Regions from separate parts of the Homo sapiens genome. Here all the other regions are linked to region 2. Evidence: chromatin contacts called from ENCODE Hi-C or POLR2A ChIA-PET data. All regions are on one chromosome and are shown on one strand. Each heading gives the region's core, a stretch centred on a gene start or an enhancer-like site at or near the end of the contact. The rest is flanking DNA. Distances are from core to core; before and after follow the strand shown. Region 1 overlaps LOC102723323 (a long non-coding RNA gene). Region 2 has its middle 76 kb from the start of HNRNPA1L3. Region 3 holds the start of LINC01571 (long intergenic non-protein coding RNA 1571). Region 4 overlaps LOC102723323 (a long non-coding RNA gene).

Region 1 (2,700 bases), core at 121-2,620, 140 kb after region 2:
TAATAAAGGAACTAAACTTACTCAGTTTCTCCTATGCACTGGAGAAAACATTCTATCCAAGATTCAGCAGGAGTCGGTGATTTTCTTGCCCAGGAATTCCTGCATGCATTTCACTGAAATTGTGCTTAGCAGTACCTCCTTAACTTGCTTTCTCATTTCAAGCACAAATTTCACATTTACCACCTCTACGAGTTTTCTAATAATTTCTTCATCAAATCATATGTTACTATTAGCATGTGTATGTATTCGACAACAAATTCACCCAGAACCTCCCAGTTCTGTGTGTGAAGGTAGTGGGAGGTGGCAGGGATTGGGTGGGGCTATAGGCTTACAGAAATTACAAACTGTGAAACAGTCCCTGTCCAAAGTCATGGGCAAATGGGTGCCTACAGACACTTAAACAAACAACAATATTAGTGATCGTTTATTATAAAGACTAAGAGTGCGATCTCTGAGCCAGGCTTTCTGAGATGCAATTTAGTCTCCACCACTAAACAGCTGTGTGACCTTGGGCAGATCTCTTACCTGTCTGTGCCTCACTTTCCTCATCTATGAAATGGACATGAAAACTATACCTACTTCATAGAGTTGAATGAGATGATATGTCTAAAACATTTAGAATAATGCCTAACACATTATAATATTATGTAAACTTTATCTTAAAAACTAATGAATGAAAATTATAATTTGATGTGCTAACTATGGACCAAGCACTGTGCTAAGAAGGGTTTTACACTGATTATCTATCTCATTTCACCCTCACAAGGAAATGCACCCATCAACCCTGGAGACGTTACTTGGCCTTGGTTGTAAATTGGGGTTAATGAAGTACCATCCTATAACATTGTCAAAAGGAAACAATGAGTTAATATGTGTAGAGTAGTTAGGGCTAGGCCAGTACAAAGTTAAGGGCTTAGCAAGAGAAGTTTACAAAGTTTAAATAGTTTGCCTGGATTCACATGGCCAATTGATAAGGGTTGAATCATTATTTAAACCCAGGCATGCAATTACTACCTTACCACAGTGACTGACTGAAAAGAATGCACAACCAGGCGCAGGTCTACGCAAAGCTTTGTGAAAGCACAAATCCTTCAGTTGCGCCTGGGAGGATCAGGGGAGTTTATATAGAGCAGATGATCCTACCTTCCTTCCTTCCTTCCTTCCTTCCTTCCTTCCTTCCTTCTTTCCTCTTTTTCTATGACAATGGCAGTAGACATTCATTTACTTTGGTTCAGTGCAATAGTAATGACTCGGTATACACTAAAAGAATGTTACAAACTCCTGTGGGTCAAGAGACACGATCGTTTATCACAGGCCAAGATGTAGTCACACATCACGTGATCACACAGGCTGGTAACTGGCTTCAGTGGTGGTTGGGCTGACTCAGCCTGAAGCAAGAGGAAAGCAAATGTGGTTAATTAAGACTGCAGGGAATGTTTAGACTGTGTGCAACCGATACCCCAGCCACCGTCTCCATGTTTTCCTGCAGAGGAAATTTGCATACAACTCAAATATTACTATACTTCCTAAAACCCTTTCAGATATTGTCAGGGAAGGAATTGAGAGGAAGGACTTAGCACTTTTAGAATTATCCCAGTGGCACGCTTAAAGAGTGGTGATTGATGAGAAAGGACAAGTAGTAATTCCCAAATTATGCTTCTATTTATACTTCAATTACAACATTGCGAGAAGAAAACAAGACTTGTTCCCTTCATAACCTCCGTAGAACTGGGCTTAGTGTCTCTCACATAGATGATGCCCATAAGGAATGGTGAACCAAGGGGTGAAATCGAGAGAGACTTTATCATATCTTTGATAGAATGACAGAGATCTCTCTTGGCTCTTTAGGGAAAGATCACAAAATAAAAACACACAAAGTACAAGAAGTTTTCTTTCCTAATGACTAGTAGGGCAGAACCTATTGGGTAAACATGCCCTGGAGCTGTTTTTAAACTCTAAATAAAAGACAATTCACCCTCCTGCTAATTCTTCTTTTAGCTTCCAAAATCAGCCAGTTGGCACAAGACACTAAAACATACCTAGTCCCAGCTTGACCTCGTTAAAGAAATCCTCTATAAGTACAACTCCTAAAGCAAGTCATGCTCCCAAGCAGGTTTGGAGTGACAGTAGTTCTATAAGCTCCTCCAAGAAATAAGGGTTCTTGTTCCAGTAAGTAGAGAAATGCTGCAACAATAACCCTTTCTTGGAGAATCACAATGCACACTATTCTGTTAAAGCATCTGCAACAACAGAAAAATGTATTCAATTGTGTTTAACACAATGATGCCCAAATATATTTGGCCATAAAATTCTAAAACATGTATTTGTATTTTAAATATATCTTTTAATTTACACCTATGTAATAACTATGTCTATATCTATAGAGAAATGGATATATATATCCTGAAGAAATGGTTTCTAATAAAACACACATAACAGAATACTGGTCTTGATTAGATTGTGTTGGTTGTATTGAAGGTGAGCTTAGGCCACAGGTGAGTAAGACCCTGCCCTCCAAGTAGCTACTGTTTGTGATGTCTATGAGAGGCTTTAATGGGGAGAAGATAATGTGCTATTGGAGGAAAGAGAAACTCTGGGTACAGGAATTAATGAAAACGGGAACACAATGAAAGTGGAGAAAGACAGCAAGACTTCTGAATTTATAACACCAGCCTCACCCTCCTCCCATACTTATATGCC
Region 2 (2,821 bases), core at 66-2,565:
AAATGCTTCATTCCAACTCCAGGAGGGTTAAAAATGCTTCAGGCAAACAAGCTAAATGACAATAAAATATATTTACTGCTATAGTCGCTGGCTTACCAGGGACTATATAATCTAGGGACCAGCAGCATCAGCATCACCTGGGAACTTGCTAGAAATGCAGAATCTGAAGCCTCATCCTAGACTTGCTTAATCAGAACCTACACTTTTAACAAGGTCCCTGGTGACTGATATCCGTGCTAAAGTTTGAGCAATGCCGGCTTGAACGCGCTCGTGCACAGAGCCTAGATGGCATACTTTCTTCCTCTATACCCCAGAGCAGACATGCAGAATAATTTTCTGTTATGAAAGCAGAGCATGGGTCGTTTTTTGGAGAAGAGGGAGGTAGTATCCTGCTCCAACAGGGCCCTGTTTGAGTTGACTCAAGGGAGCCACAAAATGTCTTCTGAAGTCCACAGGTCCATGGGTAGCATAATAAACGTGTCTTATGCAGGGACGGAACTAGGTTGAGGCCAGTAAGATACTTGCCCAAGGTGCAAATTTTACAGAGGTACCAAAATACCTAGTAATCAAGATCAATAATACTTTAATGCAATAATTTTTTAAATTAAAATTAATGCAAAGAAACTCAATATACAAAATATCATAATTTTCCAACTCGCCTCATCCTAGTTCCAGCTCACATTCTGTTCATGCCAATTTAAATATTTCTGTAATCCATTGTCTCCTGCTATTCATACTTGTCCCTCAAAAGCCACTGAACAAGAAGTATGATTTCAAACCTATAAAAATAAACTTAACAAAAAATGCTTTTCAAGTTGGAAAAAATGCTTTGTGCCAACTCTAGGAGGGTTCAAGATGCTTCAGCCAAACAAGCTAAAAGACAATAAAATGTATTTACCACTATAGTCTCTGATTTTGCAGGGAACCAACCCGTCTCCATCTTTTGTCCCTATTGTCTGCTTAAGGGACAGATAGTAGGGACATTATCTAAATGCCAAACCAAGAGTCGGAGTTACCATTAAGGAATGCAACACGCCTTTACTGTGATTGATATTCCAGTGACTTTGGGGGAGGAGAGAGGTTTGAAATGGGGCTTTGGCAAGCCAGCTGAGATGAAAATAGCTGGGAAGCTGCCTCTGTGTGTCTCTTTCACACATAGACTTCCGTTTCAGGGCCAGAACCTGGAAGTGCCCTGGGGTACAGGAAAGAAGAAACTCAGTTGAGAATGAATGAATCACCATTAGGCGTGTTTCAGTTCCTGTCTGGGGAGTACCAGCTGCAGATACCAAGAAAATACTAACTTTTCTTGCCAACTCTGTGCAGGCTGGAACAGAGAAGGAAGAGCTGACAAAGTGTGCACTTAACCACAGCTCTGGGGAGGCAATGCCTTGATATCCCCACGGTATTTATGTCTGCATCATTTATGCAGAACACTTCTAGGTTCTTCTGTTGTTAATTGGCTTCATGAGGGAGCAAATGAAGTCATCAGATGAAACAGATGAGCTTTGGAGCAAAATAGATGCAGTATCAGAGTCTATCTCAACCATTCACCTGAGTGTCTGCACTATCCCAGGCATCAATTTCTTCATCCTTGTGGGACTGGTATGAGATCATGCCTATGAAATGCTTTAATCTGTGACCTAGCAGGGAACTTGAAACCCAAGAGGCAAAAAACCATCCTTCTCAACCAACCTATAAGATTTCCGACTGACAGGAGCCCTCTATTTTATTCCCAGTACTTACCAGTAACTGACATTTGCATAGTGCGTTTAAAGTTTCAAAGCACTTTCCCTTAAAATCATTATACTGTGTCATTCCAACATTCCAATAAGTTAGGCAGGGCAATAATTATTATTACTGTTTTTAAATATGAAAACATAGCAACTATTAGAAACAGGTCTCTGGCTGAGTCCAACTAATGCTTCAAATCTTTTGACCTCTATGTTTTGCAAATATTTAAACAACAAATATTTGTTGAATATAAGACTTCAGGGACCCAAATGAAAAGTTCAAAATACTGATGACCTCATTCTAGACCCCAAAACTTCATTTTGTTGCATTTTTTCTTCTGATGACAGGTTATTAAGGTGCTCAAGGTGACAGGACATGTCTTTATAGATCTTGAAATCTCACCGAGCATCAAGAAGTGTGCTAACATAGAAGGAACCAGGGTTTGTCTTCTGGCTGATTGTGTAAAAATGATAATTGATCTATGGCTATTAGATGTTTGCATGCATTAGACGTTTGCTCATGTTTTCATGAATAAAATGAAATGGAGAATGGGCTTATTTTCATGTCAGTTGTAATCTTGTGTTAACACCCAACCCAGTACACATGGCTTTCTATAGCCACGACCACTGTAGTCCCTTTGGGATGCATCTGTCCTGAGTTGGCCAGGACCACCTCCCTTCTGCCTGGGCAGTTGGAGCTTTGGGAGTTCATCTTTCACAAACACTTTAGAAATTCTGAAGCCATTCTATGGGTCAGTGCTGAATTTAAGGAGCTACGTATCAACTTGAATCAGACTGATTACAACTCCTCTGAACCTAATTGGCAAAACCTAACTGCATTCATGTTTTATTAAAAGCAACTTTCATTACACAGGCGGTGCTGTCAGAAAAATAAATTACATCTGCAAGTACTTAGGTATAAAATTTTGCAGATAACTTCCAGTTGTCGGTAATTTTATATTAGAAACTGTTTTTCCAATACATGCTAAAACTTTGTTCATCAGTATTAAACACACTTTACCTACCACTCTTAGAATATTTATGGGACTTGTAATATAACCTTTTTTTTTCTTCTTTAGAGATTTAGTAAA
Region 3 (2,700 bases), core at 88-2,587, 190 kb before region 2:
GTCAGATAAACAAAGAATATCTTTTAGTGTAAGTATGCCCCACGTAATATCTGGGACATACTTACACTAAAATCAAACCACTATTCATTCTTTTTCTGAAATTCAAATGTAACTGGGTATTCTGTAATTTATCTGGCAACCCTAGGCCTCCAATTCTATAATTAATGATTCTGACTGTATTTGTTTCTAAAAGTGTATGAAGGAGAGAGAGAGAGAGAGAAGCAATCCCCTGAAAGCACTCACCAGCCGGTTGCTAGTCTGCAAAAGGACAGCTCATGGCATTAGAGTAAAAGTCTCTTTAGGCTGAGAGGCAGCCCTGGAGAAAACAACGCCCTTTCCTGATGACATAGGCCCCTCCCATGGCTGTCCTGAGAGCCAGACCTCTTTGTGGGCCTAGAGAGCTCTGTGCCCTGAACCGTCTCAGTGGCAGGCAGTGCTGTGCTGAGCGCCCTAAGAAAAAGCCTAGTCCCTTCCATACACAAAGACAATTGCAATTAATCCCTGTTGTGAGCCACCAGGCACCAAGGATCACAGAATCCTCACAACAGGGGCCTAAACAAATCATCCTTAGGTGGAAACCAGGAATGGATCCAGCCTCCCCTTTCTCCCTAAGTAATGTGGACATAGAGGGCATCCACCCCAACCTGTTTGTTATGGGACTGGGTAAGAGTGGGAAGATAGAGCAAGATAGAGAGAGGAAGAGGATGTGAGATGCTGGAAGTCAGTGTTGCAGTCAGTTAGCAAAAGGCCGGGTAGTTAGAATTGGGATACCGAGATTTCCCCCACAACCTTAAAAAATAATTGCAGGTAACACTTTATTCTGTGTTACAGTGAGGTCCCTCCCTTAAGCATAATGACTGCTTCTTTGGTCCATTTAGTTTGGGTCTTTTGCAATTTATCAGAGATGAGTTCCCTGGAGTCTGGGATCCCATTCAAAGCAGTGTGGGCGCACGCATAAGTGTGTTGATTGCATTTCCACAATCCTCAGATTCTGCCCTTGAGAGGGGCTGTCCCTCCACTGATTCCTGGAATGGATGGGCAAACAGAGCCCCAGTGTCTCCAAAAGCACTTCAGAATCCCCCTCACCACCACCGCCACGCCGCCAGGAAATGAATTAACCTGGACACCCAGACAGCTGCCATTAACTCGACCTCCCCTCCATAAAGAAGCACGCAGAGCCGGAGTGTAAAGAGGATATGGTTAGGATACGATGTTTAACAGAGAGAAAGAAAGGAGGAGAAACAACTGTTTGCTTTAGATGCAAATAAACTCAACTTCACCTTTAAAGCTGAAAACCTGTGCCCTTGGCAAGACGTTTGGGGACTGTTCCAGAGATATTAATCTTCCTCCGTTTACATGTTAAATAGATCTTTGGAAACGGTTTCTCCAGCACTGTTTTTTCTCTCCGGCACAATCTCCTTCTCTCTTTCTTTTTTTAGTACAGTCAGGACTCCCCAGCAGCGAGAAGCCCCGGGGGACGAAGGTGGAGGCACCAAGCCGTGTGGATTTCAGAGCCATCCGCGGCTGCCGGCTGTTGGGGCGGCCAGGAGTGGCCTGCCAGCAGATGGCGCTGCGCCGCACGTTATGGACCCTCGTGTGCCCGACCGGCTCAGGGAAGGAGACAGACGGCTCAAAGTTTCTAGTGCCATTCCTGGACTGAAACAAATGTTTGTGGAATTAAGTAGTGATTTCCTTTAGTGTGCGCCACTCTTACTGGCTGTGTTTTCAGGCCTAGATGTTAACATATGCCACATATTACTTTTTTTTTTTTTTTTTTCCTGGTGAAGTCAGGGGTTTCCAAGCACTCAGCCTCATCCTAAGTGTTCATGTCAACTAGCAAAGGTCTGCATTTTCTGATAAAATAACTTATAAAACTTCCATATTAAGAGCTAAAATGGTTTGGAAGACAAAGAAGTGCTGAGAAATGTAAGTAAACAGAGCACCTAACATTTTGTCTTTCTAAATAAACAAACGGGGAGGGAGGTGTTCCTTTATTAGGCTCAAAAATTACTCATGAGAGCGGCCAGGAGGAGATTCAAGGCATTCGGGAAAAAGTGTCTCTGGCTACTGGGGGGAAGGGGGTTGCATTATGTGATTGCTGGAAACACTGAGGTGCAATGATCATAAATGTAGAATCGTGGAGAAAATTTAGGATATGCTCGGAACACCCAAGGCACAGCCAGAAGTCCCTGGGTTTTCAGAACCCAGTTAAACAACAATGGGTTAAGGGTGATAGGAATTGCCAGTGCAATTGCTTCACCATGCCAAGTGGCTCCATTAGTTAGGGTTCAGTATGTATTTAATGTTGCCATAAAATCTGTCTTCTCAAAGTAAACAAGGCAAGTCTGTGAGCATCTCCGACAAGATGTATGAAGCTTTGTTTGGGATAATGGATTTGACATGAGTAAAAACACTGGGGATTAAATGGACCCAGCACGGATAAATATGACTAATTGTCATCTCCTCGTATCAGCGTAAACATCTCTAGCACCGCATACTAGGGAGAGATGGTGGAGCAAGGGGGTTTGGGGGCGATTAGTCACTGCAGAATTGATTCACAACTGATTGATTAAGCAGGGATGGAGGGGAACATTGAGGCCTTTCCTTCCACATGGAGGTGAATGTCGCGTTTTAGAATTTCCAAGCATTTCTTGCTCAGATTGAACTGTGAGTCACAGCCCTAAAGAGTGAGTACACAGC
Region 4 (2,700 bases), core at 18-2,517, 160 kb after region 2:
AGGAGGGCTGGAGATGGGGAGTCTCCCTGCTGGAGAGTCTGCCTCTCCTTCTTTGCAGTTGAATTGAGGAGTGTTTTAAGCCTACTTTGTTTGCCATCAACATCAAAATGTCTTTCTTGATTGTAAACTTCTGGAAAGTGAGACAGAGAACATGTGTGGTTACGCAAATGGCCCTGTGATATCAGTTCACTATTCCCACAGCAGATGGCTGGCTATCTGTGGCCTGAATTCAATCATCCTTTTGAAATCTTTGCTAACTTGCTCATCCTTTCTGGGAGTCAGCTTTTCTATCAGTAAAATGAGAGTGTGTACTCCAGGCTCCTCCCAGAAGTAGCTGTATGGCTTTCTCCTGGGTCCCCTACCATGTGTTAGGATATTCTGTGATGCTTCAGTGAAAGTAGCTGGTGCTGCAGAGGTCTCCACTGGGAATGAGAAGCAAATCCTTAGGGAACTGTTGGTCTTCCACAAGCAGTGATACACACCCATGACTGGCACCCAGGCAAGTCTTGCCAAACCGCATCATGTTACCCGTTCATTTCAGGGCCAGGAGCCTTTTGTCAAGGAAGGTAAGGAAGAGCTTCTGACAATGACGGCCAAGTTCTCGTTGACTCAAGTTTCAATCTTCACACTGATTTCTATTCTCATTATTTAATTTCCTCCTCATCAGACAGAATTAAATACCAAATACCATTCCCAGGTCTTCTAAAGTCCAATTGCCCAAATGCTTTGTTTCCAACTTACATAAAAGTTTAAATTTCCTCTTCCCTTGCTCAAATTTCTGCCAAAACAGTCATCAGCAATGAAATTTTTGAAGATAATTAGCACATCAGATGTCTGTAATAAGCTAATCATGTATTTCTTGGATTGTACTTCTCTGGTTAGCTGTTATTAATCACAAATATTATTCATGTCATTTGAAATATTCCTGTTGGCGGATGTTTTCATCCTTGAAGAATTCCAGCTAAAAGTCTTTAGCTACGGATGCAGACCCTTCCCCCCACTCCAGCCCCACCCAACCGTGAGAGGCAAGATTCAATCGTGTCTTGTTGAACAGGGTTAACCTTCAGGGGAAACAGCATTAAGGGAAGTAATTATCCATTCACACTGAGCTGGCTACAAATAAAGTGAGAAAATCACCTTCTCAGAACTCACATGAAAAACATAATGTAGTTAATATTAAATAAAGGGATTGGGTAACCTGGCCTCTTTTTACAGTGTGTGCTTATGTGTCCTTGATCAGGGGCTGTTTTGTTTATGATTAATGAATGACTCACCTTGGGCTGTGTTCCGTTCAATGCATACCTCATTATGAATTTGAAGAGGTCATTTCTTTCTTGGATTTAAAATAAGAATCTCTTTGTACATTCAGAAAGTTAAGAGTTTGATATTGGTGAAAAATTAGGGCAAAAAGAACTGGGGGGCATTTGCTTTGGGTTATTTCTGTTGTTGTTGCTGTTGTTGTTGTTCTCATTGTTGGCTTATAATGTTCAGAATTTGGAGAAAAATTCTAAGCCCGGGCTCTCATTTTAAAGTAGATCCTAAAATTATGTGGCTTAGGCTCAACTTATCTGTGGCAGTAGTACTGCCCTACAGTGCTGTGAATCAGAAGGGCTTGATGTCTCACCTCATAAGGGCTGTCCAGGCTGCTCCAGGAGGGGCTTGTGGAGGGGGGTTCAAATGGCACAAACATAAATTAAAAAGAAACAAAATCTGAGGCCCCAGTATTCAGAAAGGGCATATAGTCCAGCAGCCTCTCTTTTAATGTCTTCTTTTTTCTTTAAAGCTGTGTTTTCTGTTCATTACAGTTTAATTTCATTTATACTTAATGTCAGAATGAGTAGTAGATTGCAATGTAATTTACCAAACCCTACAAAACCCAATTTTGATGCAGAAGGTCATAACTGGGTTAAAAACTGTATGTGTATGCCTATTTTTTTTTCACAAGATCCCTGACAAAGCCATCTGATAAGAAAATATGTATCTCTTTGTCATTTTATATATGTAAGTGCATGCACATGCACAAACATACACACCAAGCACACCCACAAACACATATATCAGAGGAAGATAGATGATAGATAGGCAGATATCAATCTGCAAGTATAGATTTTGTTTTTTAATTAAGACAAGAGGGTTACTACCCAGGAGAGGGAACTTCTATGTTTGAGACACAGCCCCAAGGTGGTAGGAGGTGAACACTTTCAGAATGACCATCATTTCCACCTGTGCACACACAAACATGTGGTTTGACCACCGGTGGGCCCCACCACAACTCAGTTAATGATCTTTCCACAGGGGTATGTGTGTTCACTGTGCATCCAAATGAGGGCTTGTCACGCAGAAATAAAAGCACATGCACAAACAGGCCTTGGCAGTTGACTAAGGATACCCACTTCACGGTAGACATAGTTCATTAGTCACCTAGCCAGCTTTTTAAAAAAGTCAAGTTATTTCTTTATGTGTGAGAGAAACTATGTCCTTTGATCATAGCCGTTAAGATGGGATTAAATAACAGCAAATCTCAGAGACCCAAGCATTACTCCTGGCTCTATCATTAACTGGCCATGTGACCTTGGGCAGGTCATTTTCCCTCACTGGGCATCCGGGGCTGTTTCTGTAAAAGGAAGGCTTTGGACTAGGTAGACCTTAACATTGTTCCTTAACATCAATGTTCTATGATTTTTTTCCTAGTAATTATGC

Evidence for each region. Hi-C counts contacts between places; a loop is a spot of excess contacts on that map. ChIA-PET counts read pairs that join two places held with the same protein, here RNA polymerase II (POLR2A). Pooled maps may share reads with other maps.
Region 1: a map of A673 shows a loop between it and region 2 (7-fold over the local background). The contact joins two enhancer-like sites. A Hi-C loop is called at or near these places in 3 of 168 maps with a recorded cell type or tissue (A673, IMR-90 and mammary epithelial cell). POLR2A ChIA-PET finds 5 or more read pairs at or near these places in 2 of 52 experiments (MCF 10A and OCI-LY7).
Region 3: a map with no recorded cell type shows a loop between it and region 2 (2.1-fold over the local background). The contact joins the promoter of LINC01571 here to the enhancer-like site in region 2. A Hi-C loop is called at or near these places in 7 of 37 single-sample maps with no recorded cell type and 1 of 50 pooled maps. POLR2A ChIA-PET finds 5 or more read pairs at or near these places in 2 of 52 experiments (A673 and BJ).
Region 4: a map of GM12878 shows a loop between it and region 2 (2.0-fold over the local background). The contact joins two enhancer-like sites. A Hi-C loop is called at or near these places in 1 of 168 maps with a recorded cell type or tissue (GM12878), 15 of 37 single-sample maps with no recorded cell type and 4 of 50 pooled maps. POLR2A ChIA-PET finds 5 or more read pairs at or near these places in 1 of 52 experiments (activated CD4-positive, alpha-beta T cell).

What each region holds. Positions count from the first base shown.
Region 1 is chr16:51,430,386-51,433,085 of GRCh38, reverse strand. The region is part of intron 2 of LOC102723323 (a long non-coding RNA gene); the gene reads left to right. Among named protein-coding and RNA genes, the nearest start is that of HNRNPA1L3, 210 kb to the left of the region's middle. Within about 2 kb of position 1,370, at least 3 of the 41 ENCODE cell types and tissues checked have a DNase peak (open chromatin) inside an H3K27ac peak, as active enhancers do; they include A673, where a contact is called at or near this core.
Region 2 is chr16:51,568,150-51,570,970 of GRCh38, reverse strand. No RefSeq gene overlaps it. Among named protein-coding and RNA genes, the nearest start is that of HNRNPA1L3, 76 kb to the left of the region's middle. Within about 2 kb of position 1,315, at least 2 of the 41 ENCODE cell types and tissues checked have a DNase peak (open chromatin) inside an H3K27ac peak, as active enhancers do; they include A673, where a contact is called at or near this core.
Region 3 is chr16:51,761,156-51,763,855 of GRCh38, reverse strand. It overlaps LINC01571 (long intergenic non-protein coding RNA 1571), which reads right to left and starts at 1,337. Exons shown (of 3, transcript NR_110916.1): 1 at 1,281-1,337. It overlaps LOC105371257 (a long non-coding RNA gene), which reads left to right. Exons shown (of 4, transcript XR_001752182.1): 3 at 1,440-1,926.
Region 4 is chr16:51,407,003-51,409,702 of GRCh38, reverse strand. The region is part of intron 2 of LOC102723323 (a long non-coding RNA gene); the gene reads left to right. Among named protein-coding and RNA genes, the nearest start is that of HNRNPA1L3, 240 kb to the left of the region's middle. Within about 2 kb of position 1,267, at least 3 of the 41 ENCODE cell types and tissues checked have a DNase peak (open chromatin) inside an H3K27ac peak, as active enhancers do.